2 separate regions of the Homo sapiens genome follow, and region 1 is linked to region 2. A link is a loop called in an ENCODE intact Hi-C map of the cell type or tissue named here. Cell type or tissue: dorsolateral prefrontal cortex. All regions are shown on one strand. Each heading gives the region's core, and the rest is flanking DNA. Links, peaks and the distances in the headings are about the cores only. Region 1 overlaps ZSWIM6 (zinc finger SWIM-type containing 6). Region 2 has its middle 33 kb from the start of LINC03122.

Region 1 (15,399 bases), core at 4,954-12,953, 160 kb after region 2:
AATGTAATTATAAAATAGTGGGCATCCTACTGGTGTAGGTACTTTCTAAATTACTGCTCTATTCTATCATTAGGATGAACCCAGGACTATACAAAACACTTACCAGGAGTCAACATTCTTAGGTGTAAATGCCCAACAGGAATTGTATAGGATGGCCAAAGGGCTTTAAAGTGGGAACGGAGATGCTTTGGTTACAAGGACTACCAGGGCAACAGTGCTACAATTTTGTGAGGTTTGCCAGCAGGTTCTCCTTGCAGGCAGCATTACAACTAAAAATGTCAAAATATCCTACATATACCTATTACTCTCTATTCCTACTGCAACTGTGATTTTTTTCAGACTACTTCAGTATTTCTAGTCAAGGCTAGTCTTAACTTCCACTCCCATCTATGGCCTTATCCTTTCTCTTCATTCCTAAAACATGCTTTTGTCTTCTGCATAGCAAATACATATTCTTATCATACCCCCATATATTTCTTGGTTCAGTGTGTTTATTGTACTGACACTAAGTGTATCAGATCAGAACCAGTCTGTCTCTCTCAGGTTGCAAATCCTTTCAGAATGCACAGCAACACCATTATCATCTACCCTCCTCCCCCAAACAGAACATGTATATATTTATATACATTATCTCATTTACTAGAAAACTACAGTATTTGATAAAAAGAAAAATTAAGTTTGCAAAACATTTTAATGAAGTAGCATTGTTATTCAACAAACCAGTTACAGGGAAGAAAATGAAATAATGAATGAGAAGGAAACTAATTTAATATAGGCCTATGTTCAATTGTATAGAACGTGATATTCTGAAAAGTGATTTTTATGATCTCACTTGACCCACAAATCCAAATATATAAAGAAGAAAGTGACAAGAGTCATGTACTATGTTAAGTGCTTTTCACAATTGATAGTTTTACAACTCAATAAAATACGTATTATTTTCCCCCTTTGGAAAATAGGAAACTCAGAGAGGCTATGATGCTAATGCACTATGGAAACTGGCCCAATTGTCACATAGAACTGATGTTTATGGTTTCTTTTGAATAAACACAGAAATTGATCCTCCCAGTCTTAAAACTTGAGAAAGTTAAAACTGTCTTATCTGAGTTCCTTTCTCAAGAAACCATCAGGTCTCCCAGAAAGTCTCAAATGAACTATAATTACCAGATACCATATCTGGATAATGAGACACCAGACCCCTCACCCATCACAATTGCCTAACTGACCACCTGCTTCCTGCTGACCAACTTCTCTTTACTCCTCCCTAATTCCTATTTTAGCACACATGGTTACATTTCTTCCCTGCTATATAAACCCTTAATTTTAGTCCATCAGGGAGATAGATTTGAGACTGATCTCCCCCATCTCCTTAGCTGCAGCACCTGAGTAAAACCTTATTCCCTGGCAATACTCACTGTCTCAGTGATTGGCTTTCTGTGCAGCTACTTGCAAGACCTAAAACAAACCTCTAGCATGTCAGTAACAGATTTTGATTCCCTGACCTGAACACATTGCTTGCCGGTCAGCTGCTGCAAGCCAGGAGAATTCTTAGAAGCCCTCCTAAGAAACTGCCTGACCCTTTTTTGGCTGGAGGTGGGTTTTCGTCTCTCTCTTTGGCCACGCTGCTGCCTGACTGCCTAGAAAAAAACAGCCTTTGAAATCTGACATCTATGTTCAGATGAGTGAGTGTCCTTTGTGGATACCAGCAGCTGGATTTGCTCCTCTAAGAAATTCTGAAGGAATTTCTGTTTGCAGGTTGAACAAGCCCAACTGACTGAGAGAGGAAAGCAACCTTTCTGTTTCAGTTTGGACACTTTTGGGGCTTGTCTGTTGCTGCAGCAGTTGGATTGTGTTTCAGTGCAGTTGGATTGTGTTTCAGTAATTGTTTGTATATGTGTTGATACAGTTATGGGAAATCAGAATTTGATAAACTGACTTTTTTTTAATACTGTTTGGCCCCAATATTCTTTGGAATCTGCATAAGTTAGGTCTCTCCTAACTTCTCATTTTGCTGTTGAACAGGAAAGCAGGATGGAGTTCCATGTATCCAGGCTTTCACGCTGCTGTTCTAAGCAGGGTTGGGCCTGCTTAGTACATGATGTTCTTCTGTGCTGTGTTTGGCCCCAGAATTCTTTGGAGTCTGAGGGGGTTTGGCCTTTAAAAATCAAACACCTATGGAAACAGCTTTACCCAAAATTTTGGTTTATAGCCTTCACAGGATTACCTATCAGTGCAAATGAGGTTTAGCCATTTGAACATGTGTGTAGACCAGTGAGTTGGTATTGCTATTGCATGGCTAGGGTTCTGAAGTAAAAGCTATTGGATCTTTCTGTGTGCATGTGTGTGTGTGCGTGTACATGTTTAGAAGTGTTTATGTGTATGTACATTTATGTTATTATGTTTTGTCTACCAAATTGGCTTATAAATAAAAGAGCACTCATAAATTAAGTAAATACATCCAAGCATTTTCCAAGTTCATGTGACTTAAGTAAATCTTTAATAAATGAACTGGCTTTAAAATTTTTGTAAGATAAAAACAGAAATGTCTTCAGAATTGTTAGTATATATTTTTGTCTGGGTTTTATATTTGTCTCTGCTAGATATTTTGAGGTGCTGGGGTTTGGCACAGAAGGTTATAAAACTATAAACCCAGCCAAAATCAAAATGATCTTTGTGTGATTTTGTTGATAAATAAGATTAATTTAATGTTGTTGGTTTAATGAAAATGCCTGAATTTTCTGAGTTATTGATGAAAATGCCCAATGTATTTAATTTTAACATTCTTACTTAGGTGAACATCTGATATTCACAGATCACAAAGTAGTTAGCAAGGAACTGATGACTAGCTTTGTCTAATACCTCAGTTTTCAGAAGTAGTCTACATAAACTGTTTTTAAAAATGAAGGTACTGTGGGAGGCTGAAGTAGGTGGATCATGAGGTCAGGAGATTGAGGCCATCCTGGCCAACATGGTGAAACCCCGTCTCTACTAAAAATACAAAAATTAGCTGGGAGTGGTGGAGCGTCTGTAGTCCCAGCTTCTCAGGAGGCTGAGGCAGGAGAATCACTTGAACCCGGGAGGTGGAGGTTGCAGTGAGCCAAGATCATGCCACTCAGCCTGGCGACAAGAGTACATGTAAATGTGATAAATGTTTGCATTGCTTTGTTTCATACTACGTTTGCTATTCTGCATAGATAGTACTAGCACTAAAGTACTTACTGGTCATGTACCTTAAGTCAATGCCTTAATTGCACAAAATGTATAGTGTTACTGGTGGATTTAAATACATTAATTTGCATACCAGGAACAAAATATCCATCATTTGTGTTTCTAGGCTCTGGATAACACTGTCACCCCCAAGGTAAAGTATTTTTTACCTTGAGTATGAGAAAAAATTTGGGGTTCATTTTCTATTTACTTTTGCTTTCAATTTTCATTTACCTGCTGTTTGTTCTTTGGGTTTTACTTACACATACACACATGTATGAAACCAATGATGTTTTTCAATTTCTAATGGAAGGATTGTATTTGGTTCTATAAATAGTCATTTTGTTTCCTCTGCATTTCCAACAATTTGTCATTTGCTTTCAAACTTTAGTTGTGTTCACCATTATCAAAATTAAGTAACATTCACTTGGATTAAGTAGCAATAAAAATGTGAGACTTTGTACTTTCCAATGATTTTTTTATCCCAAGCGTTTTATCACTGTTGGGACTCCAGGTGTACACTTTATAACAAAATATATACAAATGTTGCACTGATTTGAGGATTCTAATGGTGAAAGTTACCTAAATAGTTGTCAGTACTGTATCTAGAAGCCAATCCTGGAGATGTATGATGATGCTCTTTTTATAGCTGAAAAGAAATTATTGTTTGCTTGTTCTTTGTCCTTGTTTTGTTGTATGGTTCACTTATCTTCATACTGAATTTCCAAGACTGGTATTTACATTAAACTTTTTTTTAAATGACAGAGAGAAAAGTTAATTGTCTTACTTTGATAAGTTTGGCACAGGACCTATCACATTTTTGACGCTTTTGGTCACAATTCTGTCACTAGAATGCCAGCAATTAGACATATGCAATGAGTATTGCATAAACTATTTTAATACAGTGGTTTGAAATGCTGCAGGCAGCAACTACTAGACACCAAATCACAGTGTTTTAATTTGTGACATGTTAGAATGATAGGGTTTCTGCAGAATAAATGTCCTATTAACTAATCCATATGCTGTTAAGTTACAGGGCTTTGACTCGTAGGTCCGAAAAAGGTACCCACTCCTGCTAAATCTTGAATATTGACACTACTCAAAGCCTCGTCTTCAAACCTGGGAGAAGTACACAAAAAGTACTGCTCTCATGAGACACACAGCCAAAAAAATTAAAGCTATTCAATCCCTCTAGGCCCAGGGAGTATCACAGAAGAGGTGGGTACTTGAGATTGTAAGGGCTGATTTTGAGGGAATAGGTTACTTAAAAAGTTTTTCTATAAATTAAACATTAATATCAAAAACACACTGATGCAAGGCCAACATCTAGGCCCCTATGTCGGAATAACAGGATTTTCTTGGAGCACTGATCTGCTCTTTAACAGAAAATTATAAAATATTAAAAAAGGTTTATGAAAGTCTTACCTTGGGACTGTAAACTAGTTCAACCATTGTGGAAGTCAGTGTGGCGATTTCTCAGGGATCTAGAACTAGAAATACCATTTGACCCAGCAATCCCATTACTGGGTATATACCCAAAGGATTATAAATCATGCTTCTATAAAGACACACGCACACGTATGTTTATAGCAGCACTATTCACAATAGCAAAGACTTGGAACCAACCTAAATGTCCCACAACGATAGACTGGATTAAGAAAATGTGGCACATATACACCATGGAATACTATGCAGCCATAAATTATGATGAGTTCATGTCCTTTGTAGGGACATGGATGAAACTGGAAACCATCATTCTCAGCAAACTATCGCAGGGACAAAAAACCAAACACTGCATGTTCTCACTCATAGGTGGGAATTGAACAATGAGAACACATGGACACAGGAAGGGGAACATCACATGCTGGGGACTGTTGTGGGGTGGGGGGAGGGGGGAGGGATAGCATTAGGAGATATACCTAATGCTAAATGACGAGTTAATGGGTACAGCACACCAACATGGCACACGTATACGTATGTAACAAACCTGCACATTGTGCACACGTACCCTAAAACTTAAAGTATAATAATAATAAAATTTTTTAAAAAGTCTTAGCTTATAGTCAAACTGATTAAAATTAGATTTATGTTTCATTAAAATTAACTTTAACATTAATAATGTACCATGCAAAGGTAAAATTGGTTTTCTCTTTCAAATAAAATTTTTATGTAATGATAATAAAAGATTTTTGTTTACTTTTCAAGTAAACTGCAGGGAAAAAATGTAGGAAGGAGAGGCAGATGTGGTTGGCCTCATGCTGTCTTCATTACATCTTATTGCTTGGGAAACTGAGTCTCCTACCTGTCAAAGAGTAAATGTTCTTATCATTTTAGCTAAATCAATGACTATTTTATGGACACCAATGATCCTATTTTGTGATATCAAGTGTAAACCTCTGACATTTGACAAACTTTTTCCAAAGGCAAGATTTCAAGTTCTAAATTCAGTCATTTTGACCTCAATCTAACTTTTTCTGGATATTGGGTCCCCTGAACTTCAAGAGAACTGTACTAGGCTTATCTGTTATGTTAGAATTATACAGGATGGACTTCAAATCTGAAGTGGTGTTTAACTTTCTTTGGGTTATATTTATATAGGTGTGTTATGAGTATGTATTCCAGAATTGAATGTGATTCCTGAAATTCTGGTATGTCTTCATTTAGGTTGTTATAATGATTATGATTATTATGCTAAATTGTTGTATGCCACAGAAATAACCAGATTTCCTTATCAACTGTGTATTTATGGCTTTCCAAAGGTCTTTCTCATCCACAATTGTTGTTTTGCTTTGCTTCTTCTCAAAAAGTGGCTTATAATCAGCCACAGTCCAGTGCTTGCTTCTTTGGGGGAGTTCATGACAAAGACTCTTGAATACAGGTTTCTGATAACTTTGGAGAGTGTGCCATTGGACTAGAGAGAAATCTTACAGGACACTAAGTGAAAGGCTGGTGTGTTCATAAAGATTGCTAACCTAGTATGAAGCAGAGTAGGAGCTGATTGCATGCACTGAACTAATGGAAGACTGAAATAATTTTTAATGGGTTTTGTTTGTTTGAAGCATTGCTGATTGTTCAGTCTGGAGAACGTTTTTTCTTGAGCTTTTTATAGCCTTAAACAATGGAGTAGAGTATACTCTTATAAATAGAATTTAAGGCACATTTCTCTCCCTCTGCCTAATTTCTCCAGAATTCATAAACTATTTGTGAATATTCTTAATTCACTGTAATGTGGTTGTTTGCATAAGTTCAATGAGAAACTGTTTTCCTTCACAACAGGACACAGTTGGAGGAACTGGTCATATTCCCAGGGCTTTGACTGAAATGGCCTTGTGATAGGTTCCAGCAAAGCCAATTTAGGAGAGCCTGTGTAGACAATGATTCTTGTTGCATTTCACATGACTAATCAGGCCAAGTATATGGGACTGAAGCTTATTTTGCAGGTAGGTTGGTCCTGCTGTGATCTGTCTTTGATAGAAGTGAAGGACTAGAGAGAGAAAGATTGTGCTTCAGAAGAAAACTATGTATTAGATTAAACTTTGATTCCTCATCCATGGTATGGAGCTGCCCAAAACACCCCTCCTAAGCATGAAGCAGCCAGAAAGACTGACAAGACAGATTCCCTATGAATGATGAATTGATCAATAAAAAGGGTGGGACCGAAACTGGCCCAACTGTCCCACAGAACTGACGTTTACAGTTTCTTTTGAATAAACACAGAAATTGACCCTCCCAGTCTTAGAACTTGAGAAAGTTAAAATTTTCTTATCTTGAGTTCCTTTCTCAAGAAACCAACCATCAGACCTCCCAAACAGTCTCAAGGAACTGAAACTTAACCAGATCACCACATCTGAATAATGAGACATCAGACCCCACACCCACCATGATTGGCTAACTGACCACCTGCTTTCTGTTGACCAACTCCTCTTCCTTACCCCTCGCTAATTCCTATTTTCCCACACATGGTTACATTTCTTCTCTGCTACATAAACCCTTAATTTTAGTCCATCAGAAAGGTGGACTTGAGACTGATCTCCTATCTCTTCAGTAGCAGCACCCAAATAAAGTCTTCTTCCCTCGTAATACTTACTGTCTCAGTGATAGGCTTTCTGTGTGGACAGCAGCAGCACCTAGACCAAACACTGTAAGGTGGCAGTTCATCGGACTCTGCTATACCATGTTGCCTCTAACTCAGTCAAACAGATAAGTTCGCTAAACCATAATTGCAGTAAATGTGAGAAGGCTAACCTGTGATATACTCAAACCATGGGCATATAGAAATTGAGTCTTAACTACAGGAATAAGCCTGGGCAGTCACAGAACCCTTGCACACTCCGCATCCGTACCTGGCCCTAGGCTACAAGATGGGCTGTGTCATTTAACCAATTAAGCCTTAATTTCCTACATATAGGAATGCAGGAGACAGACTAGATAATTTTTAAGGTTATGTCCACCATTATTTTATTTCTGATAGTAATATTCAAATGTATACATTTATTTTTTGCAATTGTGCTTAATATATAGGGGGAGGATTGAAAACCACCACCCTATAAGGCAAAGATTGAGCTTATTAAGCTCTTCCTTATCACTCCTAAACACAGATGATTTATATTTAAGCATTTAATAAGTAGCTCTAAAGGAAGGGAGATGAACTGGCCGGAGACTAACCATAAAGCTATCCTCACATCCAGGACAGGCTCAAGTTGAGTCTGCCTAATTACCAATCCTTGGCTGAGAGAAAAAAAGGAAAAGCTATCAAGTCTATCAACTTCGAACTTTGACCCACTGCCTAAACTGCCGGAGATTTTAATTTTTATACATAATATAATCTCATGTAGATTATCTCTAATCTAGATGAACAATATAAATCTCTTAGCTCATGCAATTTCCTCTGCCAAATATGCCCCTTCTCCTCTCTCTGTAAGTCCCTAGTTACCTGTATGATCTATTTCAAGTTTGTTTCTCAACACAGCGAAAGGCCACTGTTACCTAGAACCTCATCAGCCCCACACACAAAAAAGTATTTGTTGTCTCTTTTGTGGACCAAAGTACTTTCTGCAGATCGCTATTATAGCCCTTAGCACACAACACTATAGTGAATTGTTTATATGCCTGTCTGTTCCAGTGGACTGTAAGCTGTTTTATTCATCTTTGTGTCCCCAGTACCTACCAGGACCAGGCACATGGCTGGCACGCATTAAATGTTCCCTGAATTGGTTGAATAGAACAGAAAATTCCCCTTTCACTCAACCAACATAGCTTAGGGCCTGAACGCCCCAAACATTCATGCTCTAACATGTTTTGAATAGCAAAAGGAAACTCCAAGCACCCTGTAAATTCAGTTCTCACATAGACCTGTGGGGAAAAGGTATTTTTAAAAGCAAGGTTTATTTAACCCTTCATATTTCTTATGAATTTGGAGGCCAAGAAGTAAGTTAAATGTCCCTGGTATCTTTAATGCTCTGCTAATTATTTTAATACTCATGACATTCTTTCTCCTGTCTGGGAAGGTAAGAGACATTGATTATGTGAAATATCCACTAACTCTTTTAATCTACTCTCCTACTATATGAAGAGTTAGCACTTCACCCTTAGGTTCAACCATATCTTTTTTTTTTTTTTTTTTTTTTACACCAATGAATAGCACTAAGAGGCTGCCATTTTTCTTTTTCACACAAAATCTGAAAAGAGATCTGGGCCGTATGCCAGAGTTGTCAATTTTTCAAACAAGATTACCCTACCACATCAGTCATCTTTCTTCCTCCATTAGGAAAGAGATTAAAATAGAATTACACTTCCAAATGTGAGCTTAACATTTTAAAACCACTAAGCTTTTTGTATACTTAATATACTCTCGCGCTTTTTTTTTCACCTTTCCTACCTAGCACTAAACAAAACTGTGGTATAGTTTCCACTCTCAAAGATCTTTCCCATATTCCCATACTTCCTGATGTGTCAAAGACTACTCCAATTACCACAGTAAAATACTAAGTCATGATTTGGCATTTCAAGCATATTCCTGGCAATCCAGATTAGGTAGAAAGGGCACTTGAACTACATATTAGCAACATACAACCATTCCTACCTTATTCTCATGAGAAAACCAAATTCCATGAGAAAATAGATAACTTTAAAAACCACCAATGTAGAAAAACGTTTCAAAGGTCTTTTTAAATTGGAAAATCACTTATCTAGTAAACTTAAAAGCTACGTATATTCTCTATGACCCAACGATTCCATTCCTAGATATATATTATTGGTGCGTGCACAAACATACCAAGACAAATAATCAAGAACACTCTTAGCATCATTGTTAATGATAGCCAAAAACTGGAAGCAACAGTAATGTCCACCAACAGTAGAACAAATAAAGTATGCTACAGTAATGATGATGCTACAAGCAACACAGATGAACCACAGAATGTTGAATAAAAGAAGCAAACATAAAAATACACAAAGTATAATCCCATAACTATCTGTTTAACTGTTGACATGTTTTATGCATTGTTCTACATGTACTTTATATTTCACAATTTAAAAAGCAGCCTTTTAGCTTAAAAACCCTAGTCCTGCACATAAAATATTTTAGTTATAAGCATTTTTAAGTCTGTCATTCCAGCAGACTACAAACTGCTTGAGGGTGTAGATTGATTTTATTCATTTTTGGCTCCCAGAACATAATGGTACATAACAGATGCTCACCAGATATTGCCTGGATAGATGGGATTAATGAATTATGAACATAGGGAAATCTCAAATGGCAAGGGAACTTCCATGTGAGGCAGAAAAATAAAAGTCATTTGCCTTTTCCTATATATAGCCAAAGGTTAGTTTTAAAAAGTCAGCCTGAAATTTCAACTACCTAAACACATTCTCAAATGTCTGTTTCTGATGAATTGCTCCATTTGGACAAAGGATAGGTTTAATAGGAATTTTCTTAAAAGTGCAAGATATTCCTGAGCTCAGTCCAGTCAACAAATTCTGCTTTTCCCTTTTGCAATATAGCTGCCAGACTCCTGGCTGTCTAACTGTATTAATAATTCCTTAATTTAAATACAAAAACACATGCACAACCGTCTTTATAAATTTACCCCCAAGAGTTATAAAATGTTTCTCCATTAAAAAGCACATCTCAGCACAACCTGCTGTTCTTGGAGTTGGAATGCTTTCCTCCTCACAGTCCCCCATCAGTCTCCTATGGACCATAGGACTAAAATTAACTATTCATTACATGTAAAGGAGTGCTGGCTGGAACAGAGCCCTGCAGAGAAAGCGTACTATTTTACATGTCAATTTCAGCACCACAGCATCTGCTACCTTACTAATATGTATATTTAATATCTCTGCATAATATACAGAATTATATGTTGTTCATTGCCTGTTTGCTCTGATATTACGTGCTCTTAAGTAGCATTATTCTCAATTATTCTCTTTGAAGAACATGAGACTTTTTATTAGGTCTCTTCCCTGGTGTTGTCTGTAACAGAAGGCACACATGAACAGCACACAGAATACTAAAACTCATGACTCAGAGTCTGATAACTAAATATAAGTTTCTGACCTGCAATTACTAATACAATTTACTTTATATTCTAGATTCCTTACTCCTGAATATAGTTTTACATTAGGTTGTCATGAGGTGGGGGAAGAAAGCAGAAGAGGTGTTAAATTTTCAACAGCTGCTAGTAAATCCATAATACTGGAATTGTTCTTTTACTGGGAAATCTGTACACTTATGTTAAATGTCATATTTCGAACATGACTATCTTTCATCAGCAATTCATTCCATATTAAAGATGTAATTTTTTTCTGTAAACTCTGACAATATTTGTTACTGAATGAGCTACTGAATGGGGGGAAGGTGTAGCTGAATAGGATGTATAGCAAAGAAATAATATGCTAAGCCAGCTTTAAGTTATATGGTCCTCATAATATAAATTATAATTGATTTTGTTCATGAACCTTCATACTCAGCAGGAAACTGAGAGTGTTCAGTATTTAAGAACACCCTGAATGGCAATATTACACTAATCAAACCTAAGTGATACTAGATTAACAATAAACAATTAAGAAAATTAAAAATGTCATATTGGCACAATAGTTTGAACTGCTTTACTATAGTTAGTAAGTTACTAACCATAGTTACTATTGCTGTAATTAATGACATTCAGATAAATAAGATTATTCTGGCTTTATAAATCTACATTTGTTAGTGAACACTCATGGTTCTAGGAGTCAACTAGTGGATTTCTTTTTTTTTTTTTTTTTTTTTTGGAGAAAGGGTCTGGTTCTGTCAACCAGACAAGAGTGCAGTGGCATGATCACAGCTTACTGCAGCCTCAACCTCCCAGGCTCAAGCTCCCACCTCAGCCTCTCAAGCAGCTGGGACCAAGGCACACGCTACCATGCTCAGCTAATTTTTGTATTTTTTATAGAGACCAGGTTTTGCCATGTTGCGCAGGCTGGTCTTGAAGTCCTGGGCTCAAGCAATCTGCCCACCTCAGCTTCCCAAAGTGCTAGGACTACAGGCGTGAGCCACCGCACCCGGCCTGGATTTTGTTTTTTTACATAGTCTAATGCCAACTATTGGCTTGCTGATGTGATGTAGATCAGTAGCAATCTCAGGTGCCCGCAGTAAATGACTGGCACTGTACCACTGGCTTGTACTCACATGTCCAAAACACGAGGCCTAAAAATTCAGTAATAAACTTTAAAAAGGTTAATCTATTTTCCTTTCAGATGTAGAAGTTTAGGTTCCACTATTCCCAGAAAACAAACCCACAAGTACATGTTCATTGTCACCCACCCCACTCTACCTTTTACAAGTTCCCAAGGAATCCTTTGGCTGCCGAAGCAATCTTAGTGCCTCCACTTCCCTTTCCCTTATGTTGCAGAACCCTTTTTGCTTGGTTTTAGTGTGACTTTACACCAGCTAATTGGGAACGTGTGTGCCTTGAAGCAGATGCTCATACTCTCAGTTTGAGGAGGTAGGAAGGGCAAGATCGAAGAATGGCTCTAAGTGGCTCCCATCTTTAACATGTCAACAGGCAAAACACATTAGATTATGGGCAGTGGAAATGACTGCAGGCCGACATAATTAAAATCATCAAGAATATTTCAGGCTGAAAATCATTATAACCTGGAAAGACAGACCAGTTTCATTGTTTTCATATTGATGAACAGAACTAGCTCTATTTCTGAGGAGCAAGAACCATCTTGCTCTACTTTCTGATACTTTGTCACAGCTGCAGTTTTACATTTGTCAGATACTTAACATTTACCTTTCCACTAGAAGGTACACTTCTGAGGACCAGGGTCATCCATTTGCCCCAGCACATTGCCTAATATTTAGTAATAACAACTCAATAAGTATTTGTTGTGAAAACATGTGAGCATGAATGCTAGAAGTAAGTAATCTCATACAAATTCATGGAAGTAGCCAGAACCTATCATCAGACCAGAAAAGCTGGTAGTGAATAGGGCTTCCATAAATAAGTGAGTTCACAGTCTAATGTCAGGATCTGCAGGATATATAAGTTCTGTATATTTAATGAACAGTGTGACACCTACCTAGCAAAGATCTTAAGAAATAAACTAAAAAAACACATCCAGGAGGAAAAACTAAGTTAAAGTGAAGGAAATATTTTCTAATACTTTCAATATGTAAAATTTAACACTAAGATTACTACTACTGTATTGTTCAGTTAAAGCACAGGCCAGCTGATGTTCAAGCTGCTACCAACATCTCATTTAGTGATAATTAGTGACTACATTTTTTTTTTTTTTTTTTAGACAGAGTCTTGCTCTTATTGCCCAAGCTGAAGTGCAATGGCGCAATCTCGGCTCACTGTAATTTCTGCCTCCTGGGTTCAAGCAATTCTCCTGCCTCAGCCTCCCGGGTAGCTGGGATTACAGGCATGCACCACCACGCCCGGCTAATTTTGTATTTTTGGTAGAGACGGGGTTTCTCCATGTTGGTCAGGCTGGTCTTGAACTCCCGACTTCAGGTGATCCGCTCGCCTTGGCCTCCCAAAGTGCTGGGATTATAGGCGTGAGCCACTGCGCCCAGCCTAGTGACTAAAATTTTAAAATTATAACAAATTGCTCATCTTAAATATCAATTCTTGACTACAGACCAGAAAATAATTTTTAACTGGTGATATCCCACCTTAAATCAGATTTCAAAAAATTAAAAAAAAATCTAAGCTCTCTGTCATCTAAAACTACCACCAAAAATGAACCTTATAAAATATAATAAATCAGCTTCTTAATCAACAATAATTTTAAAATGTAATCCGTAACAGTTGTTTAAAATATGCATAACTCAGTTTGGAATAGTTATCCTGATTTAAAGCAAAACCACATCTGTTTATGAGTAAGTAAATATAGTCTGACAGCAATTTGGAACATCTATCAGAAGGAATCAACTGCAAGCTTAATAAGCATTATTTGTATTCCACATAATACTCTATTTGTTCTTTCTAGCCACTGCAGTAGTAAAACACACTCAAACTCATTTAGTGTGTACTAAATCTAAAGTACCTAGGCGAAACACTAAAAATTCCATTTGGATGGTTCCCAGCCCATATAGACCAACTTTTTAAAGTATTACTACCATCTGGTTACTTGTCTGTGTTTACCAAAACAGTAGCTGTGCACACATTTCTTTAGCAGCTGTGGTCAAAAACTTTAAATCAATCCATTTGGCTAAATGAAAACTCTTCAAGGGAAAAACAAATATCATATTTTAAATATATACTTAAAATAAATTCCATTACTGCCTTTAGTACTCCCCAAAGACAAAAACAGTAAGATTTTAAGTAGTATTTAAGACATCTTCATATTTTCAATCATTTATCAAATGACAGAAGGTCCATAGAAGTCAAGTGAATTGCCCAAGGTCATACAACTCGCCAGTAGTTAGACTCTGTCCAGAACACAGGTACTATATCTCTCGGTTTCCAGTACAAGGGTCTTTTCACAAGGAGTTAAATTGTGTCAAGGGAATACAGCATTTAAAGACAGGTTAAATGTATTTTAAGGGCATATTGTATTTTCATAAACCTTATCAGCTCATCATAAATTATAAAATGATCTGTATTTGTTTCGTAACTGTGATAAAGAATTTAAAGCATCCTGTGAAATTTATGAGAATTTTAATTTTACAAACATTTTCTTTTTTTCACATCCTCCACTCCACCCCTCCCATAAAAAAACTAAGTCTATTCACTTGCACACACATGTTATAGCAGTACCATTTGCAATTGCAAAAATATGGAACCAAGCTAAATGCCCATCAACCAACAAGTGGATGAAGAAAATGTGGTATATAGACACCATGGAATACTACTCAGCCATAAAAAGAAACGAAATAATGGTATTTGCAGCAGCTTAGATGGAGCTCAACACCACTGTTCTAAGTGAAATGACTCAGGAATGGAAAACCAAATATCATATGTTCTCACAAGTGGGAACTAAACTATAGGATGCGAAGGCATAAGAATGATATAAGGGACTTTGAGGACTCGTGGGGGAAAGGTGAAAGGGGGGTGAGGGATAAAAGACTACACATTGGGTACAGTGTACACTGCTCAGGTGACAGATACACCAAAATCTCAGAAATCACCACTAAAGAACTTCTCCATGTAACCAAAAACCACCTGTTCCCCAAAAACTATTGAAATAAAAAAAACTTTAAGTAACTGTAGTATTAAAAAGTTTTCCATAGTAAAATGTACATATTTTACTATGTGTATATATGTATTATACATATTTTTATATATATTATACATATATTTATATATGTTATATATAGTATATATAATACATATATTTATATATATGTTATATATAGTATATATTATACATATATTTATAGATGTTATATATAGTATATATAATACATATATTTTATACATATATTTTATTATATGTTTTTATTACACATATATTTTTTATTATATTTTTCTATTATACATATATTTTTATTATACATATATATTATACAGATATTTTACATGGACATGGCCATGTATGCATGTTATGTGATTATGTAAATGATCATCAATTAATTGTTCCTTCTTATTGCTTATTTATATTTTTTGTTTGATATTTGTATCAGAAAAAAAGATCTATATATTTCTATCAATATTGAAAATTTGTCAAGTTTTCTTTATATTTACATAATTAAATGTA
Region 2 (15,399 bases), core at 3,656-11,655:
CTTAACACCCACAGAGCCTGTTAGCTGTTTTCAAAAAACCAGGGGTGAACTTGGTTTGGCTCAGGGGACAGAACCAGATGACAGCTGGTGGGCCCTGCCAGTTTATAGGTTTTCAAATGTCACTTTATTTTTGTTAACAGAGACATCCGTTGAAAGACACCAGCATGTGTAGACACCTGGCTCTGGACACCTGAAGCCAGGTATGGTGGATGATGAGGAGGGCAGTCTCTGATTGTAGACTGCCTGGGTTTGAAGCCTGGCCTGCCACTTATCACCTGCAGGACAGTGTGTGCCTTAGTTTCCCCATCTGTAAAATGGAAAGATGATCATAACAGCACTTCCCTCAAACACCAGGTTGTTGCAAGGTTTGATTATGTATATCAGTGTCAAATCAGTGCAAAAACAGTGCCTCATCCATATTCAATGCCCACTAAATATTAGCTATTATCAGCATTGTTCTATGCAAAGGCCAGGAGACACTCGACCTCTGGGTGGCAAAGCATGACTTCAGGAGATCAGTGTAGACTCTGGAATTAAACTTATCCAGACATTGCTCAGCAACCTGCTAGCTGCATGACCTTGGGCAAGTCACTTAACTTCCTGAGCCTCAGTTTCTCATGTGAAATGGGAATACCTAACAGTAACTACTTCATAGGGTTGTTATAAGGGATTTGTTAAATAATATGTGCACTTAGCACTGTACCTGGCACATAGCATGGGCTCAATAAATGTAGGATCATAATAATAATGCTAGTCCTATGCTGCTAGCATTATTATTACTACAAATCATCACAAGGAGTTTTGTCTTTAGACAGTAATAGGCTGTCATGAAATGTTCATGTGAGGACTTATCTGTCCGGGTCTTTGTGCTTGAAATCTCACTCTGGCGGCAAGTTAGAAAGTGGACTAGAAAGTATAAGTCTAGCCAGGGAGACCATTCAGAAGCTTCTGCCGTGATCGAAATAATCAAGGCAGAGGTTGGCAATCACAAAATCATCCTTTAAAATTCCTGAAATAACTAGGACCTAAGCACTCGCAGTGAACTAATTTTATTCCAGTTTGTTTTACTGCTATGTCATCCCTTTTCCTGTGGTACTAGTAGAGATGGTCTAGTTCACTTGGGAAAAATGACAAGGTGAATGAAGGGATCTCTCTCTCTCTCTCTCTTTCCCTCCCTCCACATACCCCTCACTCCAGTACATATTGTTTAATTTGTCTCAGCTGAAATGTGCAGCTCAATGCAATTAATAATATATCACAGCAAGACTTCTTAAAACCTTTCTGGAACTAGACACAATATTAATACACAGACAAATCATGTCAGTGACTTGGGGTTGGGGAGTAGGGGAGGAATTGACAAGGGGTAAAGATGCTTTGAATCTGTACCTAGACACCAACCCTGAAAAAGGCACCTGGGGTACCAATCCCCTAAGTCTTCTGGGTCCAGAGCCTCAGAAACCTCCCAGGAAACAGACTGGAGCCACTTCCCTGCCCCCAACTTTGGTGTCTAGCCCCGCCCACTTTCGTTCAGTCGACCAGCATTTCTAAGTGTTCTTTCACACAGGAATTTGGGGGCACCCACTGGCTCCCCATCATCTGCTGAACCTCCCTCTTCCCCCCAAGTGACAAGACTCACCTTCTCCATCGATCCTCGGGCTTGTCAGCTGCGCCGGATGCCTGAATGGCAAAGCCCGCCGAACTGGAGCCCAGACAGTGCTCATCATCCTGTCACCAGGACAAAGGGAAGAAATCCCATTATGTCACCTTCCACAAGCGAGAGACAGCGACAATTTCCCCCATAAACACTGCACTGACACTGTTATGATGTATCTCAAGCACTTCTAATCAGTATGGAAGTGGAGAGACTGCGGAAGCTCTTGAGCCTGAAAGATGCCATTCAGCAGTAACTGTGGTCTCCTGTTGTTATTGAAATGACCTGGCTGGGAGCAACCACCACTCTGCACCCATCACATCAAATATAAATATATATATATGGCATTTTCTATCTTCTCAGAGTGCATGCACACTGTTCATTTACTCTGGGTGAGCGCCAGAAGTCAGAAGTATTTTAATTCAGTTCTCATTTTTTCGCCTGTTTTTACCCATAGCCCTCTCTGTGTTTTCTGACTTCCAAATTTAAAAAGGGAAAAGCTTTTTCCTTCTCCTGAAAGTACTTTTCTTTTTCTAGTTTTGAAGAGGGAGAAGACTTTTATTTTTATAACTTCCTCTTGCCAACAGCAGCATTGGGCTTGAGTTTCTAAAGTGTGATCAACACTATTCAACTGTGAAAGTGTTTTTAGTTTAAAACCCATTTGCTGTCTCCCTGCAAATTATTCATTAATTCCAAAGGGGGACCGGGTGCATTGCAGTGAAGCAATCTGGTAAATACCACTTAAACCATAAGATCAAACTTAATATCACCACTAATGGGACAAACTGACATCACGTGCTTCCTAATATGATGTAGTGAAGAGGATAAAATAGCACTTCTGTGATATTCCTGCCAAAACATGCACAACCTGAATCAAATCGTGAGGAAATACCAGGCAAACCCAACCTGAAAAGGCTTCTACAAAACAACATCTCTACCCTTCAGAAATGTCAATGTTGCCAAAAACAAAGCCAGACTGGGGAACTGTTCTAGATTAAAGGAGACTGAAGAGGACTGCAAGATAGATCATAGTATTGCATCCATATACAATGTCAAGAACTCAATGATTGCATTGTGATTTTCTAAGAGAACACCCTTGTTCTTAGGAGATACATGCTGAGTATTTGGGAGTAAAGGTCGTGATGTCTGCAACTTATTCTCAAATGGCTTAGCAAAAATAATAAAAATGTATATATGTATGTGTATAGGGACATTTACAGAGAGAGAAAATAAATGTGGCAAAATAGTAACAGCCAGTGGATCCACCAGAAGGATCAATGGTTGTTTGTTGCACTGTTCTTACAATGTTTCTGTAGAGAGAACCATTTGATTGTCTTTCTAACAATCAAATGCAGGAGTCTCTGGCTTTCTCTGTTCTCACCCATAGACATTCCAACTGCTACTTCTGGTCAAGTAGACAGCCAAGTTTATCTCCATGAGTGAGTAAGAGACAAATGCCGGTGCCCAGGAGGATGGGCCCCTCAACCGTACAGTCACTATGTGTACCCTACCCGCAGGTCTGACAAAGAACCAAGGGCTGCAATGGTTCTGAGGTCCACCAGGCAGCCGTAGGAGCCAGTTGTGAGAAGGGCAAGTTCCACAGGCTTGGGCTCTTAGCTGAAAGAGCTCCTTTCAGAATTTTCTTTTTCTTCTTTTTCTTTTATTGCCTTCCCATAGAAGATTATAGATAGCTGAAGTTTGTGAGTTGGATTACTTCCATCCATAAAATAAAGACTAAAATCTTTCCACCCTAATCAGAAAAAAGCATCCTTTTGTCCCACTATATTCATCAATATGTCATATTTAACAGTTACAATTATTGACAGGCATATAAAACATTTTGTGACAGAGAAAATAGCTTCCTATAAAGTGTTTATTCTTTTTTATTGATAATAAGTTGACTTCTCTAGCCCTACCAAGAGAATACGGACCACTAACAAGAGATCAAATCCATTTATATGACTTCTTACAATCACTCCTTTTACTCTGGGGTTCTGGTCTAGACCCTGTATTTTAAATTTCAGCATCAGTGAGAGCTTGGAGCCCCAAAGCAGGGTCATATTACTTCTGTAATGAGGAAAGTATAATTCTAATAGCATCATTTACTACAGCCTTTCATTTTTCTTCTTCAAGACAGACTGTGCTACTATGTGCCTATGATTTAAATCTTTAAAATAGAAAAACTTCAACTGCAGAGGAATGTTAATCCAAGGATCTGTCTGCATGCAATGCCAGGTGGGTGCTGTATATAATAATAATAATGATGTACTAATAATAACTATAAATATAATTGCTACTTTTATTTAATACCTACTGTATGCCAGGTATTTTACGGAGGCCACAATTTACAGATGTGCTCTGCAAAAAGGTGTCTGGCTGCAAGGCACGTGAGGACTGAAATCCACATGCAAATTCTTTGTCTTTGTGGCGTCTGTAGCATCCCAAAGCAAGGGGTGTCTTTTTGTGATCTGTTATGATATGCGCAAGTGCATGCCTTGCTAATTTACATACCATTTCTGGTCACTAGGACATCAATGCATTATCCCAATAAGGAAAGCCACGTTTCCCTGATTCAAAATGTATATGCTTTCTCTCATGCAACATTGCCTTTCTACAGAACGAGAATCCACAGATAGAATTATTTTTTTAATTCTAAGGGAACATCAATCAGACATAGAATTGATTCTGTTAGAAGTGATGGTTTCATGTCACAAATGTTTACCTGCCCTGCACAAGAAGCAGTTCAGCAGCGTCCGTGGGGGCAGTGGAGTTGAAACCTGAGGTGGTCCTCAGGAGCGTACATGAGAAAGATGAGAATGACATGGGCAAATAATTACAGCCCCAAGGAAGATAGGAGTTCAACAGAGGGAGCAATTTTACCTCTGAGAAGTTCAAATGACATTTGAGTGAAGCCTTGAAGGATGAGAAAATTGTACATACAGAGATGGTGGTAGGGGAAGAATTCCAGCAAAGGCAAGAAACCTCCATCTGTGAGAGGAAATAGAACCCCCACTATTGCTCTTCTGGCCTCAGCCTCCTAGCCTCCTGACCTCCTTCCTCTCGGAAGTGGCTGGGTCCTTTCTCTCTGCTTTTCTCTCCCCAGTAGAGGCCCCGTGGCCTGTTGCTTTGCTCCTTCACGCTGGCCCGGTGCCACAGTAAGCTCTGATGGACCCCCAGTCCCCTTCCCTGCGCCCACACCAGGCAGGTGAGGTATGCGAGAGAAAAGTGCCACCGTGGCGCCCATGGTGCCCTTCCCAACTCCACCGTCCACCTGTTCTGGCCCTTCAGTCATGCCTCCAGTCCCTGGGAGCTCTCTTCCCATTCCTCGTCACCGCCAACTCAAAATGGAGGCGTTCCCCCAGGGCGCTCTCCTCCATCGCTATCCTTCATCCCCAGCAGGGCGGTGGCTCCACCTCCCAGCTCGCCAAGGCCTGAGGCAGGCCCTCATCAGCTCCTCCTCCCCCACCCTCACCACTGCCCCACAAGTGTGTTTCCCACATACCCTCATCTCCCGCCTCCTGTCAGAGGGGAGGCTGGGCACCACCTCCACCCATCGCTCAGGGCCTCCCCTCTCTGGCTCCCTCAGAGGTGTTACTGGGGTCATTATCTCTTCTTGCGTCCATTGTAACCTCTTCTTTCACTTTCCTTTAGTCAACCAATTATTTATTGTTTTCCAAGTGCCAGGCACTGCTGTAGGGGCTCAGGATATAGACAAAAGTGGTTGCTGGTTGAAGTTGATAATCCAGTTCACCTTCACCCTTGCCTCTTCTGCCTCAGCTCTGGATGGGCTCCAGGGTCTCCAACTGTGTTCCCAGCCACCAATGCCTGCGACTTGCTTTGCTCACTCCAGCCTCCCAGGCTGCGCCTCTGCACCGGCCTTGCTTGGACCGTCATTCCCACCCGGTCCCTCCATTGCCTCCCTGCCTCCCACCGCTGCACACTCTCCTGTGTGCTCTGGCCTGGCCTGCAGCTGTCATCATTCACCTGTTGCAAGATGAAAGAAACATTTGCCTAACTTTCTGTCTCCACAACTAGACTGGATGATCCTCACAGCCCCAAACTGTGGCTCCTTGGTTCTTTGTGTCCTTGGCACCTAACAAAGGACCTGGAACAGCCTCTGCATGCATGACAACTGAAGCATTCCATGCTTACATACAATCATTATCTTAGTAGCTTTCATATATAACTATGTGCCAGTCACTGTTCTAAGCACAGTTCTGTACACATTATCTTATCCTCTCAACAATTGTTGAAGATAAGTGCTCTGTAATCCCAGCCCTTTGGGAGGCCGAGGCGGGAGGATCAAGAGGTCAGGAGCTCGAGACCATCCTGGCTAACACGGTGAAACCCCGTCTCTACTAAAATTACAAAAAAGTAGGCGGGCGCCTGTAGTCCCAGCTACTCGGGAGGCTGAGGCAGGAGAATGGCGTGAACCCAGGAGGCAGAGCTTGCAGTGAGCAGAAATCATGCCACTGCACTCCGGCCTGGGCTAAAGAACGAGACTCTGTCTCAAAAAAAAAAAAAAAAAAAAAAAAAAAAGGATAAGTGCTAAGGTGACCTCTACTCTTACAAAGGAAGATACTGAGGGTTACAGAAACTAAGCAACTCACCCCCCGTTCACACTGCTGGAAAAGCGGGGAGCCGGAATTCCAGCCTTATTCACTGCGAGCACCAACTCTTAACCATCATTCACTAGACCTCCCCACAGAGTAACATAACATGACATAACATAACATAAGGAATGTTGTGTAGACAAGTGATTAGTGGAGGAAAGGAGCTAACATTTGAATGCCTACTTTGTGCCAGTACCTCGATCCATCCTCTTAATTCTTACACTGCCTCTGTACCGTGTACCTACTTGATATTACCATGTAGTAACTTGTCAAATTTGACTGATAGGCTCAGAGAAGTTCAGAAACTCAATCAAGGTCGCACAGTAAGTATGTAAATGGTGGTCCTTGTTGAATCCACGGCTCTCTAATAACAAAACACTCTGTCCAGCACAGGATTCAGTGCTCCCTGGTGGGCCCTGGGGTCTCAGCACCTTCTGGGGGTATGTGGGCTGAGTCCAGCACTTTGGGAGGGTAGGGAAATTCTCTCAATTTCTGCAATGTAATCAACTCCTTTCAAAGTTCTTTTCACAGGAGCTTGAAAGGAGAACAAAGCTGGCCCAATTCTTCCTCTTTTCAAATTTAAAGAGTTTTGTTTTGTTTTGCTTTGCTTTTTGTGCCTCTAATTCCTATTGCTTTAAATACTAAAGTGTGCACTAGACCTCACTGAGTTTTTAACACAGATTTCTGGTGGTCTAAACTCCACCCATGGTCTCTCTGCCTCTGGGAGGCATTATTCTGCCTGCATAATCCTCATCATCATCCTCAAGACGCTGAGCTGATGAATGGCCACAATTCCATTCCCCACCTCCACGCCATTTTAGAAAGAAGGAAGCAGAAAGACGAAGCAGCCTCCAGAGAGGCTCAGACTTGAAAGAAATAAAATGTCTACAAGACGAAGACAGTTTAAAATGAGCAGGACAGAGAGAGCATTGACAAAACACGTTATATCTGTGCTGCTTGGAGGAATGGGATGGAGTGGGAGAGATGGTCTTGGGCTCACAAGGACATCAGTCTGGTCCCAGAGAATAAAGAAGCTGTTCTCTTTGGGGAAGCAAGGACTGAGCATCCCCTAAGCCTTCGCTTTGGTTCAAGGACACCAGCAGCAGGATGCACTAGCCCATGGTGTGAGAATTTGCTTACCCACATTCCTAAACACTCTCACTCAGACTCCTGTGTCCTCTCCACCCAACTCTGAGGGTCACTCAACCCTCTAGATCGTGAGGCCCTGCTCTGCCTAGGGTTAGTCAGACTCCTCTGCTCCAGGAAGTGAATAGTTTTCCTCATTCCCACGAAGTAAAAATGTCATGAGAAATGCAGGGGCTGTGCTTGTTGAGGCAAGCCCAGTGGTGATATTCACAAGTCATGTCCAGCACAAGTGGGAGCTCCCAGGGGCCAGGGGAACGAGGCTGAGATGGACCCAAACCCACCAACTGGGAAGGCTCCACTGTGCTCGCAGTTTTAGTCAGGCTCAGGGACTGCGGTGTTTCTCAACCTTGGCAAGCATGGGACTCACCTAGGGGGAACCCTAAAACACAGATGCCTGGTCCCCATCCCCAGGGATTCTGATTCAGCAGTTCTGGGGCAGCACCCATGAATTTACATTTCTAGCAAATTTCCAGGACTGCAGCTGCAGCTGCTGCTGCTGGTAGAGATGCATCCTCCACACTTGCACTACTGCACCCTGTCCCTCAGCCTAGAACTCCAGGGACTAATAAGAGATTAAAACATTGCAAAGGCCGGCCTTTGTACAGCTTGTGCACTGCCTAAAGGCACCTGGATGAGGAGATGAGGAAGGTGGCAATTGAGTTCATGCTCCACCAGCCAAGCTGCGTGCTCTGCCAAGAAGCTGTGTTGGCCTGGAAAAGAGGGCTTATGTGTCCAGAGAGAGCACCTTTTTCTAACTCATCTATCCAAAGAGAATAGCTTTTTCTAATTTACACAAAAGCATACATAGGCAGTAATGACCTTAAATAAATTTCCCTTATTCACCAATACACATAAAAGAGCATCAAGTGCATACACACTCTGAGACCACCGGAAAAGTCACAAGGTCACAGAACCTTCCCAACCTTAGTTCTTGCTTGACATTGAAGCTCTCAATCAAATGAGAGACAAGTCATTTCTGCAGCCTTAGGAATAATCAAGGCATGTGGTGCTCTCTCTTCCCGCACATTCTCAGAGCACTAGGCAGGAATGCTTGCACAGAAGGAATGTTCTATAGCTAACACCCGTGGTGGCTCCTAGCAGTCACCACTTCGAAGCACCTTTCATATCCCAGGAAAAATGCTCCCAGACAGCTTCCCCCAAGCAACTGGCCCAGTTGGCTAACAAGCCCTTTCCTCTCCATCCAGTCTGTCCTCTGCTGCCACAGCAGGCGGAGCCTCTCAGCTGCAGTTCATCCCTCTGGGAAGCCTGGGCAGTCTTCTGCCAGCTGAGCTGCATGCCAACCAAGAGTCGGCTATGTGTGTTCCCAAACCTACCAATGCCAGCTGTGTGTGTCACTGTGATCAAGTAATTTAATTAACTATCCTGTAAACTGGTAAAGCACACACACAAAAAAAAAAGAGAGAGAGAGAGAACTTTTTGTTTCCATGAAAATTAAGTTGATTGCTTTGGAAAAGCTCAATGAAGGCAAGTTTCCAAAAAAGATTACTGTCAAATTAGATAGCAATGGAGGGAGACAAATGTAAAAGATTGAGGAGAGGCATGTGAACATCTAAAAGAATTCCAGACTCAGATTGTTTACCAAGCATTTTAAGTTCTCCATCTAAAGACACTGACGTTAGAAATCATAGACAAGGTATTTCAAGAATGTTTTATACCAGAAGGATGGGGGAATCTGGAATAAGTAGAGTCCACACTGAAAAACGAGGTTTGGTCCTAAAGCAAAAGGATGGGAAATAAATGCATGTTCATGAGTTTTAAGTTAAAATGCATTTAAGTCAATATAGGTACCAGAGAAAGAGTGTTGGGAACAGCTGCATCAGGGGGCCCAGGTCACTCCTCTGCCCCTTTTCAGTTGAATGGCCTTGGACAAATAACTGTCCCAAGCCTCGGTAGACTCACCTGTGAGTGGACAGAAAGCCAACTTACAGGTGAAGAAATGCACAGTGCATGAATATGGGTGGCTACCTGCTGTTTTTGCCAGCCAGGTCCCTCCAGAGTAACTACTCTCCCTTTCTTCCCTGAGGAACCACCCCTCCCCAGCCCTCAGCCTCAGACCTCCCAGGGGCAGAACACCTGGCTCAGGATGGGCAACCTCCACACACCACCTGCCTGGCCACCAGGACTGCTTTAAGAGTGGCCCATGGCTCATGTCTGGCCAGTCCAGACCAATAGGACTCAAGTCTCTCCAGGATTTTATATCAAGGAGTTGGCCTTGCTCTGCCCCCGGTTTGGCCATTGTGATAATGTGGCCCTGAAGCTGCCTGGAGAGCTTCTAGAAAACTGGAAGGTACAAAACCAGAAGAGGAGAATGGGGGTGGATGTGGGGGTAGGGGAGTGAACAGCATTTGAACCCTGAATTGAGCCAATCCTGAAGCTACACTTTTTATTACGTGAGCTAATACATTCCTTTTTTAACCTTAAGACAGTTTAATTCGGGAGTTTTTGTTTATTTTCCCCAGAAGCCGACCCTAAGGCAAAAACTCAACTACAAGTAGTTTATTTGGGAGATGACCCCAGGAAACACAGGAGGAGGAAGAGCGGGGCGTGAGCCAGGGGAGGGAAGGAAGCCAGTGCATTTTCCCTTATTCCATCAGTGCCACTGGGAGAAGCTGGAACATAATTCTGGGGAGGAGCTCTGGGAAACTGCAAATCACACCACCCTGGAGTTGTCCCACCTGAGGCCAAGGGAAGCGGTCTTGACCCACCAGGTTCCATCTGTCATTTGTTGAGGGCTGCTCTAGGGTAGGGTGAAGGGCATTACCTCCCTACCACTCTGGCCAGACCCGCACATAGGCAATGGGCTTCTGCTTCCAGAAAAGGCCCTCAAAGAGTTGCAGGAGCTGGCAGCTGGAAGTTGAGTTGGTAGACACAGAAATGATGGGCCCAAGAGGGTATGGTGGGCACCAGCAGCATCTGCTGTGTCTGGGTTCTCCATCACTTGCAATAGAAAGACCTCACTGATAACATCATACTTACATGCTTAGCAGCATGCCTGGGATGTAGTAAGCATAAAAAATTGCAATCATCATTGATATTATTATTATTATTATTATTATTATAGTTACTGACCAGTAATGAGCATTATGAAGACTCAGCTTGTTATATAATTATAAGTATTGTCTTGTTAATTGAAGAATTCTTCAGGTAGAGGTAAAGAAGTAATATCTCAAAGAGTCCCTCCTCAGTCTCTCAGGTACTCATGCCAACCACAGCTCCAAGTTCATAACACTCCACCCATCAGCTGGGCCCTCCCTGTGGCAGAAGACCTAAGCCAGGCAGGGCAAACCACAGAGAACATGAGAAGCCAGGTGGGGAGGGGGTTGCTATAAAGTTGGAGAAGATGAGCACAAAAGAGATCTTTTTGTCTCTTTTTCATTTTCCAATCTTGGTTGCAGTTCCTGCTTTTCATCTTAAAGCCTGAATGGAGAAACTGATATAATGTTGAAGACTACGACTCATTAATAATTAATTGTTTAGAACAAACATACTTAAATATTTCAAGGGTTTGGCCTGAGAGGTTTTGCTACAATAGGCCAAAGATCTGTCAAGAAGAAAGATTTGGCCTTACTGAGATCACACCCAGTTGATCTGTGTGGGTCTTGGGATGGGTCCAGGGCAGGGAGCCAGTAGAGCTTCAGGTTTGGGCAGGGGCCCCTCACTCCCAGGCTGGGAGGGGAGGCTACCCTCTTCCTGCATTCCAGCAGCTCCTGAGTCCCATGGTCACATGTTCCAGGCCCTTTTTATAAGCATTTTACACCCCTGTGAAGTAGGAACTATTTCTTCCCCATTTTACAGATGAAGAAACTGAGGTGCTGAAAAGGCACACAGCGAGTGAATTGCAAAGCCAAGATTTGAACCCAAGCATTCTAGCTCCAGAGGCCGCCATGCTCTATATATTTTAAAAAGTCGTGCTTTGAATACGTGGTTTATACAAGCCCAGGTTAGGTACAGGCCTTCTCCACACCACCAGGAGATTGGGGATGTGCTCCCACAGTTCCCCTCTACCCACTGCCTCCCTCTGCTCTGCCTGAATAAGGTAAATAGTGAATCTGGTAGACTTTGTCCTTTTAAGCATCCTTTTCATATGACATGTTCTTCAAGGGCCACCATTCTCTCAAAATTTTCTCCTGCAAGCCCCACCTAAGTAAGACAGGGTCTATTTCATCAGCCTCATGAAGTACAAATGCCGCTGAAAAGCTGTTAAGTCCCATTTTTTAAGAAATGGGACTTTTTAAAAACAACACTTTTTCAAGGAGGTCTAGGGGGGAGAGAAGGCATTAGCAGGAACTCTAAAAGTAACAGGGAACCACATGGCATTGACTGCATGCAGAATTGGCCAGACATGAATTCAAATGGCAGCTCTACTCAGTGACATTGAGAAAGTGACCCATTCTTTCAGAGCCTTGGTTTTTTCTCATCTGTAGATTGCAAACAATAGTGTCTATTTGACAGGGTTGTTGCAAGATTTCAGTGAAGTAGCCTAGGCAAGGTTGGTGCCAAGCACAGGGCAGGGCACACAGTGGGTTTCCAATACATGCTCATTCCCTTCTTCTCTTTTCCTAGATGAAAGAAACAGGGCATGTGGAAGGTTAATTATCCTCCAATTCCAGGAATAATGGAAATGGTTTTGCTGATGTCATGGGAAGAAAAGCCTCACTTGGGAATGGATGCTGTCTGGGGAAGAAAGTGCAGCTCAGCATCTATACATTGTGTGTGGATTACTTAGCTCAGGTTTCCTGCAAATCACTACTATGAAAAGATGGCAGTTGTTGATTTGGCCAGGGGAGGAGGGGAAGGGAAAGGATTCTTTGCTCAGATCCCCACATCCTTGGCCCACACGCTCACCTCCTGGGACTCCAGCTTTGGACTGAACATGAACCCTGCAGTTTGTGAGTTTGTTTGCTTTGGGCAAATAATGACTTCCTGTTTCTTAGAAGACAGAGCAAAGCTTCCCAAGCTTCTCTGCCAGGCAGCAGCTCTAACCAAACAACAGGAATGCATGTGGGGTAAACAGAATGGAGACATGGGGATGAGGCCCGCCCACTGAGCAGCCCCAAGAAGTGGAGCTGGGGTTTGAGAAATAGGGCATTTCAGCTTCCCCAACCTCCCAAGTTTTAATGAAATCCCAAGAGCAGTTTTTAGGACTCCAAAGTCTTGCCCACACACACTGCATCTGCACCGTGAAACTCTCACTGGACCTCCAGAAGCTGGCACAACTATTCCTCTGCCTCCCATACCACTTGGCAGCTCTTCCTACCCACCGGGCAGTCTGAAATCCTCTGTCCAAAAAGCATGCCAATCTCATTTCCATCTCCAAGTCTCACAAATTGTCCCACTTGCTTTCCCATCCCTCTCATATGCTCAGCTCATCCCTCACTTCCTACAGGAAGCTCTGCAGGACTGTTCCTCTGAGCTTCCTGTTCACAGCCCTCAGCACTCGGTACTGTTCACTAAAGTTAGTCTCATTTCCACAGCCCCAAATTGTAAGTTTGTCTGAGGGCAGGGGTTTGAAAACTAGCCAATGTGTGTGAACAGCTTTACAAGCTTGATTTCATTTAAATCTTTACAACCCTTGTGAGGTAGGCAACTTGCATTATCCCCATTTTACAAACGAGGAAACGAGAAGGCTCAGGAAACATAAATAACATGCCCAAGATCACAGAGTTAGTTAGTGGCAGAATCGAGAAATGATGCCGTTCTGATTCTCGCATCTAGTCTTGTGAACACTACGAGATGTTGCTTCTTAGAGCAATGTTTGTTAACTGATCGATTGACTAAACCAGAGGTTCTCAAAATGTGGCTCCCAACCAGCAGCATCCACAGCATCTAGAAACTTGCTAGAAATGGACATTCCTGGGTCCCACCCCAGACTTACTGAATCAGAAACCCCAGGGCTGGGGCCCAGCAATCTGTGTTTCTAAGAGCCTTTCAGCGTTCTCTGGTGTGTGTTGTTGGTGTTTGAGGCTACCTGACTAGACCAGGGATTAAATTGTAGACTTGCAAGCCAAGAAGTAAAATTGAAGCTATAATTTAGGTACTTACCTGACAAGATAGAAAACCAATTCTCACAAAATTTTATTGATGAAATTCAAAATATGATAATAATCATTGAGTATGATTTTTTTATAATACAGGTCTAATAATGAGAAACATGAAATTCATTTGTGGGGATAACATTTTGCTTATTTGGGGTTCAAAGTTAGTGTTCCCTATGACCAAATAATTGCAAATGTTCATGTGTAAAAAAATCTTTCTTAGCTCCCTGTACAAAGCAGGCAGCAGACCAGATTTGGGCTGCAGGCTGTTGTAAGTGACCCCTGCACTAAACCATCCCAGCTGAATCAGTAACATTTGGTACACTTGGGTCAATTCTTGTCTAAAGAAGGCAGTCACTATAAACAACCAGTTTGGTGATTCTACACCTCCAATCCCACTCTCCCCAGCCCTGAGAACAGTTGCTGAAGTGAATTGACAGGTTTGACCAGGCATTTTGGCATCCTAAGCAAGGCTGTGATAAGTCAAGCAGTCCTTGCCTTACATAGCTCCCCGATAGGGAGAACAACTGTCTAGCCAGGTGGCTGAGCAGCTGCAGGAAGCCCTCAGCCCTGCTCCCGCCACCACCTGTGGCTTTCATCCCTTCCTTATCTGTCCCCTCCTGCACTTCCCTAGGGCCACCCCCACAGAGCTTGCCTCTCCCTGCTTGCCCAAGGAAGGTGGGTGTCTGGAGAGGACAGAAATTGACCTCCCCTCCATTTTTGTCCTTGGCCTGGCTTTTTCAGCACCTGTCTGAACTCGCAGCTGGATGGGAGATTATAGAGAGCTGACACATAGAAATAACAAGAAGCTTTAAAACTTTTCTGGTTCCTTAAAAAGATGGGTGGACATAATAGTTGGCTGATGCCCTTGGATTAAATTATGTCCCCTGAAACAATATGTTCAAGTCCTAACCCCTAGAACCTGTGAATGTGGCCTTCTTTAGAAACAGTCTTTACAGATGTCATCAAGTTAAGATGAGGTCATACTATATTAAAGTGAATCCTAATCCAGTGACTGGTGTCCTTATAAGAAGAAGGAAATTTGGACATAGAAACACAGCAGGAAACAGAGAGAACACCATAGGAAGACAGAAACAGATATTACAGTGATGTTTCTACAAGTCAAGGAACCAAAGATTGTCAGGCACTGTCAGAAGCTAAGAGAGCAGCATGGAACAGATTCTCCCTCAGAGCTTCTGGAAGGAACCAAGCCTGCCTACACCTTGATTTTGGACTTCCAGCCTCCAGGACAGTGGGAATAAATTTCTGTGGCTTTAAGCTACCCAGTCTGTGGTGCTTTGTTACAGCAGCCCTAGGGAGCTAATACAACTGATAATAAAGAAATGGTAAAATACAATGAGAGACGTCAGAATCATGAACAAGAAAAAATCATTATGCTTTCAAAAATCCTTAGCATATGAGACTTTGCTTCTGATAAAAAGTTAAGCAAAAAAAGCAGATTTCAAAATCAATTCTGCAATTTTAAAACTTGCATTTTTACAACATTGGTGCAAACCAAAGATTAGATGAAAATGTAACATACTCGTTGCAGTATTTATCTCTGGGTAGGGAACCAAAGTTAACATGGATTCTTATAATTAGAAAAAAATGATAATTAAAAAAACAATTAAATAAAAGTAATAATCCATGTTTACCTTGGACAAGAAAAACAAAAACTGTGAAAGCAAAAGGCAGTTGTCTAGAATCTGAGCAGTTGTGAAGTGGGTCTCAGATAAGCCTGAAGACTAGATTGCTGAAGGGGCAGCTGGAAGCTATTAGGAGAGCAGCTAAAATAAAATCAGATGCCAAGACTGCTTCTCAGCCTGCGCTGCACTTCAGAATCATCTGGAGAGTTTTGTTTTTAGTTTTTTTGTTTTTTAACAAACCAATGTCCAGGTTTCACCCCAGGCCACCTGAATAAACCAGGGGAGTC

What was found. Peaks named below come from ENCODE experiments on the same cell type or tissue, not always from the same donor. Only the 100,000 strongest peaks of a DNase experiment are listed, where the experiment ranks them.
Region 1: a loop joins it to region 2, with 2.3 times the contacts of the local background. A loop is called at or near these places in 2 of 110 quality-filtered maps.

The regions. Positions count from the first base shown.
Region 1 is chr5:61,433,796-61,449,194 of GRCh38, reverse strand. All of the region lies in intron 1 of ZSWIM6 (zinc finger SWIM-type containing 6), which reads right to left. Among named protein-coding and RNA genes, the nearest start is that of ZSWIM6, 110 kb to the right of the region's middle. In dorsolateral prefrontal cortex, for the core only: no CTCF peak of the experiment used is centred there; a DNase peak (open chromatin) is centred at 8,382; H3K27ac peaks cover 6,054 bases.
Region 2 is chr5:61,596,953-61,612,351 of GRCh38, reverse strand. No RefSeq gene overlaps it. Among named protein-coding and RNA genes, the nearest start is that of LINC03122, 33 kb to the left of the region's middle. In dorsolateral prefrontal cortex, for the core only: a CTCF peak has its summit at 8,639; a DNase peak (open chromatin) is centred at 8,661.